2 separate regions of the Homo sapiens genome follow, and region 1 is linked to region 2. A link is a contact called in ENCODE Hi-C or POLR2A ChIA-PET data. All regions are on one chromosome and are shown on one strand. Each heading gives the region's core, a stretch centred on a gene start or an enhancer-like site at or near the end of the contact. The rest is flanking DNA. Distances are from core to core; before and after follow the strand shown. Region 1 overlaps EEFSEC (eukaryotic elongation factor, selenocysteine-tRNA specific). Region 2 overlaps EEFSEC (eukaryotic elongation factor, selenocysteine-tRNA specific).

Evidence for each region. A loop is a pair of places that touch in the nucleus more often than their neighbours do. ChIA-PET counts read pairs that join two places held with the same protein, here RNA polymerase II (POLR2A).
Region 1: a loop to region 2 is called in a map of astrocyte of the cerebellum, with 3 times the contacts of the local background. The contact joins two enhancer-like sites. A Hi-C loop is called at or near these places in 2 of 168 maps with a recorded cell type or tissue (astrocyte of the cerebellum and endothelial cell of hepatic sinusoid). POLR2A ChIA-PET finds 5 or more read pairs at or near these places in 2 of 52 experiments (SK-N-SH and endothelial cell of umbilical vein).

The regions. Positions count from the first base shown.
Region 1 is chr3:128,408,370-128,412,311 of GRCh38, forward strand. EEFSEC (eukaryotic elongation factor, selenocysteine-tRNA specific) reads left to right here. Exons shown (of 7, transcript NM_021937.5): 7 at 1-277. Among named protein-coding and RNA genes, the nearest start is that of DNAJB8-AS1, 53 kb to the right of the region's middle. RefSeq lists an enhancer at 928-1,576 and a cis regulatory region at 3,233-3,418. Within about 2 kb of position 1,251, at least 2 of the 41 ENCODE cell types and tissues checked have a DNase peak (open chromatin) inside an H3K27ac peak, as active enhancers do.
Region 2 is chr3:128,307,902-128,311,904 of GRCh38, forward strand. The region is part of intron 4 of EEFSEC (eukaryotic elongation factor, selenocysteine-tRNA specific); the gene reads left to right. Among named protein-coding and RNA genes, the nearest start is that of DNAJB8-AS1, 150 kb to the right of the region's middle. Within about 2 kb of position 1,375, at least 3 of the 41 ENCODE cell types and tissues checked have a DNase peak (open chromatin) inside an H3K27ac peak, as active enhancers do.

The DNA of each region.
Region 1 (3,942 bases), core at 1-2,500, 100 kb after region 2:
AGCAGCAGCCCCCACCCCCAAGCTTGGTGCTGAGCCCTGGTGAGGAGCTGAGGGGGATGGGTTGCTGGGGCCAGGAGGGTCTCTCCTCCAGCCCCTGCACACTCCCACCCAGGACAGCCCCCAGCCCAACTAGGAAAGGGCCATGGGCAGAGGGCTGGTAGCCAGTATCTTCCACTGCCCCATCTGTTGGCCACCTGCAGGCCAGTCTCAACCCTCCCCCAGGTGGGCAGGCACTTGATGGCTACAAATAAATGTCCCGTGGCCCCAGCCCACTCTACTGGTGTCTCTCTCTCTGTGACTTCACTAGGTCCGCCGCCCTCCCCAGCTGTGTTCCAAGGGGAATCTCAGAAATCCCAAGAGTTCCTGCCCAGGTCGGGGCCAGGGAAGGGACCCAAACTCAGAGTCTGTAGGCTGTGGGAGTCTGCAGAGTGTCTGCGCTTCTCAACCCCACTAGGTGGCTCCTGGGGCGCTCTGGGCCTTCAGGGAGAATGGGGATTCTCTGGGCAGCTGGGTCCAGGGAAGGTACCCACAGGGAAGTTGGGGAATAGCAGGGTGCCTGGCCAGAGCATCAGGCAGAGCAGGTGGAGGCTTGTTCCTCCACCCCAACACGAGGAGTCCCTCAGCCCCTGCCCTCAAGTTTGAGAACCACATACTTCCCAGAAAGTGGAGGCTAGCATGGTGAGGGCACCCTGCAGAGCCATCTGCCATCCCCTGCACCCACAGACCACCCTGCCTTGTAGCCCCAGGCTGTGGGATACTCAGGAAGGGGTGAATGGTGGAGTCAACAGACTGAGGGGAAATCAAAGCTTTTAGAGACATTTGCAGGATGAACAGATGTTCAAACGTTCCTTTATTTGGTCTCCAGACAGACGCAGAGGCCTCCCTTTTATCCCAGTAATCGGTGCATTATGCTTTAATTTGCAAATGGCATTAAAAATATTAACAGGGGCAGGTTTCGATCAAATGACTTGGGCCTGTTAAGCCCCAGAGCCGTGTGTGTGTGTGTGTGTGTGTGTCCCGTGTGCACGTGGTGGGTGGGGAACAGGCAGTTAATTAAATACACCAACAGCAGAGCAAAGCCCCCGAGCTGCAAGGATACCAGCGATGGCGACTGGCCCAGCCACCCTTCGTCAACCTTGGCCCAGACCCAGGCAGCAGGGCTGGAGCAGCAGTCAAGGGCAACAGCTGAGAGCCATGGGGAAGTGGGGTTCCCAGTTCAGTCCCCTGAGGGGATTGGCCCTGGAGGAACGTGAGAGAGAGTGTGGCCCCGGTGAGCGTGGCCTCCGCGGCTGCTGCAGGCTGCGGGTGCCAGGGCGGCTTGTCTGCACTGTGAATCAGGACAGCCCTCTGCCTAGGAGCCGACTCCCCCTCTACTGCCGCTGCCTGAGCAGACACTTCCTGGGACTGCAGTGGCCCCTCTCCCTGGGGCCTGACCCCACTGTGTGCTGTGCCCCGACCCCACTGTGTGCTGTGCCCCACGGCCTCCTCACCCTACCTGGCCCTGCAGACTGTTTCACCAGGAAGGCAGTGCCACTTCACTGAGGCCACTCCGCCCAGGAAACTGGCAGCAGCTTTGAGCCCACACCAGGCTCCCTGCTAGCCTGCTGGTCCCCCAGGGGAGGGCAGCCCAAGAAGGGAGCAGACCTCCAGGAGGGCTTCAGTCAGCACCGAGCTGGGCTCACAGCCCCCAGCCTGTCAGTCCCTGGGGGCAGGAGAGGCCCCTCTGAGCACTTGCCAGTGCTGTCCAGGCTGGTCACCTCCCAGCACAGATCTGGGAGCTGCTGGTGAGGGCCAGCACTGGGTCCGAACCCAGCTCCAAGGACTCACTTCTTAGGCGAGGAAACCTCCCTCCTCCTCAGTGTGGGGCTGAGCTGGGAGCCAGGCCACACCCTCCCTGACCGCTCCCTCCCCAGCCCCCTCAGAGTCCCTGCACATTGGGACAGAAAGCTCTGAGCTCAGCCCCAGGTCCTGGCCTGCATGGGCAGGGTGACCTTGGGTGTGTCACTGTCCCTTTCTAAATGAGGGGTGATGTGACCCAGTGGAACCACTGTGCCAAGCATGGGGTTCCATGGAAGCTGTCCATGGGAGCTTCCATGGGAGCCATGGGAGCTGGCTCTGGGGCCAGATCAGGTGTGGAGGAAAGATGAGCACACAGGGCGAATGTGGCTGCCGCCACCAGGGCACAGATTCAGGCCTCTCCCTGCCTGCGGTGTGAGCTTGGGCAAGTTCCCTAACCTCATGCCTCAGTGTCCCCATGTATAAAATGGAAGAAGAAAAGCAGCCATGCCAGAGGGCTGCCCTGGGGGTGGGAGACTTGCCAGGCACACTGCTGACCCCACATTACCTGCGGCCCTAGGGTGGGCCCCACACATCTCCCACTGAGAGGCAAAAGGCCCAGAACCCCTCAGGAAGTGACACCAGCCCCAAATAAGCCGTTTTTCCAGGAACTCTGTGCAGGCGTCCACCTCCACCCCACCTCTCACCTCCCTACTGGTCTGAAGACCGTGCTCCTCAAAGTCCCGGGAAGGAGGGGGCTCGGGTGGAGGAACTGAGGCACAGAGGCACAGAAGGGAGGAGGGGCAGCCCAGGGCGACTCCCAGGAGCCTCTGAGCGCCCTGAGTGTGTAATGAGGCGGACCTGCTCTGTGTGGCCTGAAAACGCCCAGCCGACTGCCCCAGGAGAGGCCTCTATCAGGCCCGGCATCGGTGGAAACCCGAGCGTCCATTAGTGGGGTCGGGCCAGGGCGCGCAGCCTTTGAAGGTGCAGCCTAGCCGGGACGGTGGGCAGGAGCTGGTGCCAGCACCCGCTTCTGGCTGAGGCCAAGGTGTGGGCATGCACGTCCCCTTCCCTGGCTCCCCCGTCCCCCAGGATGCCTTGGGCAACCCCAGGCCCGCGTGTTTTATGTAGGAGAGGGTTCCAGTGGGCCAAGCTCACTGCAGCCACCGACACAGGTAAACTCACCGAATCTGCTCATCTACCCACAGCAGTGATGTGGCAGCAGCATGCCGGTTTCCCAGGGGTGTGGGCAGGGCAGGGCTTGGCTGCCTGCAGCTGCCCCAGATAGAGCTGGAGTTTGAGTCCAGGCTCCAGGTTCTTCCAGAGTCCCTTGCCCACCAGTGCTTCAGGCGTGTCCTTGGAAAAGAGGTGCCCTCTGGGGTCCTCTGTGGGCTGATGGGTGGGGTGGGGCATGGGGCAGCAGTGCCCTGGGCCCCCTCACCTGCCTGCCCACATGGAGTGAGGTCATGGACCGACATCCTGCCATGGGCTGGGGCAGGAGGGGCAGCGGTGATTGGCAGGCCCCCGACCAGCAGGGCTAATGCACAAACGAAGAGATAAGGCTTATCTGGAAATGTCCCTGGAATCGAGACTCTGATGGAAACAGGCTTCTGGGTTAATATATTTTCAATAGATAACGTCTCGTAAACGGGAAGCCCTGGGGGCCTGGGGCAGGAGAAGGGGCAGCTTCCGTGCTCCCAGGCCTCCTGCCCTGGCCATGCATGTGCATGTGCGCACACGGGCTTTGGTGCACCAGGCATCTCCAAGCCTGTGCTGACGTCTGGGTGTGCATCTGTGCACATGGATCCGCGATGTCTCAGACGTGTCTGCATGTGCTCCGTGTGTGTTTTGGGAGGGTTGCGGTGTTTGTCAGTGTGTGTATCTCTTTGGGTGTGGGAGTGGGGTGAAGGAGGATCGAGTCCAGTGTACACAGGGTGGTGGCAAGTTCCCTAACCTCATGTCTCAGTGTCCCCATGTGTAAAATGTGCCTCAGTTCCAGTGTATCCAGTGCTAGTTTGCCCCATGGGCAAAGGGCATGCAGGTTAGTGGGGCCTCTTCTCCAGGACTGGGTGGGATTCAAGGGAGGCTTATCACTCTATTCTACAGGAAGCATACCAGGGCCAGACCCCTGTCTGGGGAGTGCAGGAGCCTGTCAGTCCGAGCTCA
Region 2 (4,003 bases), core at 125-2,624:
CTGTAGGCCTCTCCTGGGCTTTGTGGCAGGCGAGAGCACATGCTTGTTGGAGCTCTGTGAGGCCCAGGCAGTGCCTGGTTCCCTGGGGTCACCTGGGCATAACAGTGCCCATCTTGTCAGTTGAACTGTGTGGCTAAGGGTGAAAGACTAAGTAGTTGGAACTCACGGCAACTTGCACACATGCTCTGCGCCCACAGTTAAGTATAGTTGGAAAAGTGGTGCTCTCAGCAGTGACCTCAGTCTCTGTCATTCAGACCCAGGAGTGGGTCTCAGAAGAGGCTGGAGGCCAAGCTTGGCCGTAGCTCTGCTCTTATTATATGATGCCCAGTGGCCCAGGTTCCTGACCACTCAGACTGGAAGAGCCAAGTCATCCTGGCAGGGGCCAAGGCTCTGACCTCAGTCCTTCTTGGTGCCAGCTTAGTGTGTGTGCCAGGCTGGATTGGATGTGTCAGGGGAGGGGGAATTGGGAGAAGACATAGCTTTCCTTGAGTACCTACTGTGTGCCACGTGCTGAGCTAGGCTCTCCAAGTACTAATTTCTGATCCTCTCAGGAATCTTCCAAAGCTGGGACTCTTATCCCCTCTTTGCAGCTGGAAAAACTGAAGCCAAATGCCATTTAATCGCACAGCTATTGAGTGAGAACCAGTAAGCCAGTCCCCCAAAACCTAAGCTTTACCCCTCATGCCAATAGCTTTTAAACATTTTTAGCTAAAGAACTTGAATATCAAATTTTATGAAGAATCCCCACAAATACAACCTATAGAAAGGGAGCCAGTCTGGCTGAAATGCAAATGGGTGACTTGGGCCCTTCTGTTCCTGCCCCTCCTCACACCTATGGCAGCCCCAGGACTCCCTGGGAACACAAGGCTCCTTGGAATCCAGTTTGGAAATGGGTCCTGTGCCCTAGAACCATGGATGGGAGAGCTCAAGACACCGCCCCTGCTGTCTGCAGGTGCATAGAGCCGGAGCTTTAGCTTCCCCGTCTGTGAAATGGAGCTGCTGATCCCTGTCTTGCAGCCTGCTAAAGAGAGTCCGTGAGGTGTGTTTGTTTTGTTTTGTGTTTTGTTCTTTTGAACTGAAAATTGAGGTGTTTCAACTATGGTTGAGAACCTACTGGCTGCCAGATAGTCAACTAGGTGTTTGTACGCATGATCTCATTCGGAAAGACTGCCTTCGCCCATGAGCAAGAGTGTGAAAGTGAAGGTTTATTTGTTCACGAGAGGGTGATGGAACAGCTTGTCACAAACTGTAAGTGTAGTCCTGGCACATGGCTTGGAGAGGACCTGAATTCCGGTGGGTGGCTGTGGAAGTGGAGAGGAAGAGCTGACAGAGACTCTGCCCTGAACAGCTGTCAGCACCTGGTGGAGACTGAGCAGGTGCAAAGAGGGCAGAGGGGAGGCGATAGCTGAGAGAGGGCCAGCTGGCGTTTGGAGTTAGAGGAAGAAATGGGAAAGGAGGAAGCCTAGAGCAGGAAAATCAAGGATAATGTCCTTTCTGGATGAGAGGGGTCAGCGCACAGAGGCTAGAGAGAAGAGAGAGGCCCCTGCTGCTGTCTGCTGAACGCTTACTGGGGCCATGTACATAACCAGTGTACCCAATGAGTAGGACCTAAGCCTTTATTTTCAGATGGGGAAACTGAGGTTCAAAGGAGAAACTTTTACCAGTAAGTAAAAGACCATCGGTTCTGGCCATAAGTCATGGTGACTTTAGCTGTGAAGATTCAAATTAGAGGATGCTGGCAGAGGGTGAAAGCAAGCTGAGAAAGGCTAATGCCTAGGGAGTGAGGCATAAGTCAGAATCACTTGGGAGTTTTGTGCCCAGCCAGAGAAACCCCTACTCCTTCAGGTGTGGAGCTTCTGGAAACTCTTCTCTACTCAAGAAGGGCAGAGGTGCTTTGCAGGAAGGGCCTGGACACACCGATTCTTGGCGCCCACTCTGGGGCCTCAGAGTTCCCCACTCTCCTGACCTAGCCTGGCTTGGCCTGCTGAGGTGCTGGATGCCACACTCTGTGATCTTATTCAAATGTCAGCTTTTCCTAGCATTAACATCCATTGACCCATTTAAAATAGACACACTTGGAGAAGGAAATCAAAAAGCAAAACAAAGGAGCAGTTGCTTTTCCAATCACATACACCTTGTGCAGCTTAATGAAGTCATAACAGAACCAAAGGCAGGTGCGGTATCTGTGCTTTTCAGGGAGAAAAGCAGGTGTCACCATTATCATCTGGATGCCCTTTGGCCACAGCATTTTTAGACCATCTGAGGCACTGCCAAGAATATTCCTGTGGCTTAGTGATGAGCCTTTTGGCAAGGTTAGGAAATTAGAACTCACCTTAGTTGTGTATTTAATTAAGGGTAGGGAGAAAGTCACAGGATTTCCTTTTTCTCTCCTTTCCCTCTGGAAGCAAGGGGCCACATACAACCATCTCCGCATCTTTCAGCTTTGACTGCTCCTGCCCCGTAATCTTGACTCCTGGAGGTTGTGGCTTTTACTCACTCTCTTAGTTTGGCTTCTTGAGAGTTTCTAAAATTGTACAAGGTCATAGCCAAGAGATTGCCTCTTAGCAACCTCGTGCCAGTGGCCTTGCGCCTATCCCCTGGTCTCCCACACTTACAGGAGGCCCACAGAGAGAGTCATGCTGCTGTTTTCTTTGTAGGCACACAACAGAACAGTGTTTTCCAACCTTTTCCTCATAATCACTGTACAGATAGACTGTATCATGACCCAATGCACATGCAGGTGGAGAAAGTGAAAGGCTTTACAAAATAGTATCCTTACCTCCTGACTTCCATTGCATTGCATTCTACTCCAATTTTTTATTTTCCTTTTCACTTGAAAACCACTGGTCTTAATGCACTGCATTGCCACCTCAGTTTGGAAACCTGCAGTAGTGCTCAGGCTCTGGAGGTCAGGCCCCTGTGCTCTGCTGCCCCACCCTGCCCACCTGGCAAGCAGGTCTGGAGGCCTCTGTCCCTCAGCTGGTCTCAGCAGTACTGGCTGCAGGTGACTATTACAGTGGCAGTGGCTGGGGAGGCCTTCTATTGATGCAACATTCTGTGTGGGGAAAGGCCCACTTGATAAAACTGTTTGGTTTTACTTAAAAGGAGTGTAGGTGAGGAAACAAACTACACAACAATGTGAATGAACTGGAAAAGTAAGAAAAGATAATGCAGGTGATATCCTTCTAAGAAAATTTTTAAAATTAAAATTCAGATTTAGACCAATGTGTTTTAGAAAAGGACTAACCATGAGATTCCCTCTAATTGCATGGTCTCCTCATTCATTGAAAATGTAGTTATTTTTACAGAAATCTGACCTTTCTGCAATTTTCAACTGTGGACCCATGTGAAGTGTAACTAATTCTCCTTTCACAGCATTCACCTTCCTCTTCGGTAATGCTGAGCCCCATTCTGGGTCTGCCATTTTACTACAGAGGAGAGAATTTGAAAGGTGGTCAGAAGAAGCATGGACATGTTAAATGTTTGGAAACCAGATTCCTGTAGGGAAGGAGGGAAGGATTTTAGCTCCACAGTTGTGTTCTGAGTGCCAGCTAATGGGGCTAGCCCTCTACGTCCCACTAAAAGCCTGCATGGTCCCGTGACCTTCAGGGCACAGCTCCAAACTTGAAGTGTGTGGCTGGCAGCCTGTCTTCCTCTGCAGCCATGCATGGGGAGCTTCAGGCCCACGGAGCTAGTTTGGTTCCCTGTCCAGCAGCTGCCTTGTCCTTTCAGGCTTCGGTAGCACTCTTTCTTTTGTGACCTGGGGCCAAGGACTTCACCTTTCTGTGCCTCCATCTCTTTTCAGAGTGTTTCTGAGCATACATTGATTATTCATGTGCTTGGAGTGGGCACTCAGGAGTGTTCCTTGTTGTTTTGCAAGGGACGCCCTTTCCAGCCCTGACCATTTGAAACACTCTTAGAAATATTTCAAAATCCAGCTCTTACGTCCCACCTCTTCCTGGGAGCTGCATCTGTCCTGAGGATGGAGTTGAGCTCTGCTCCT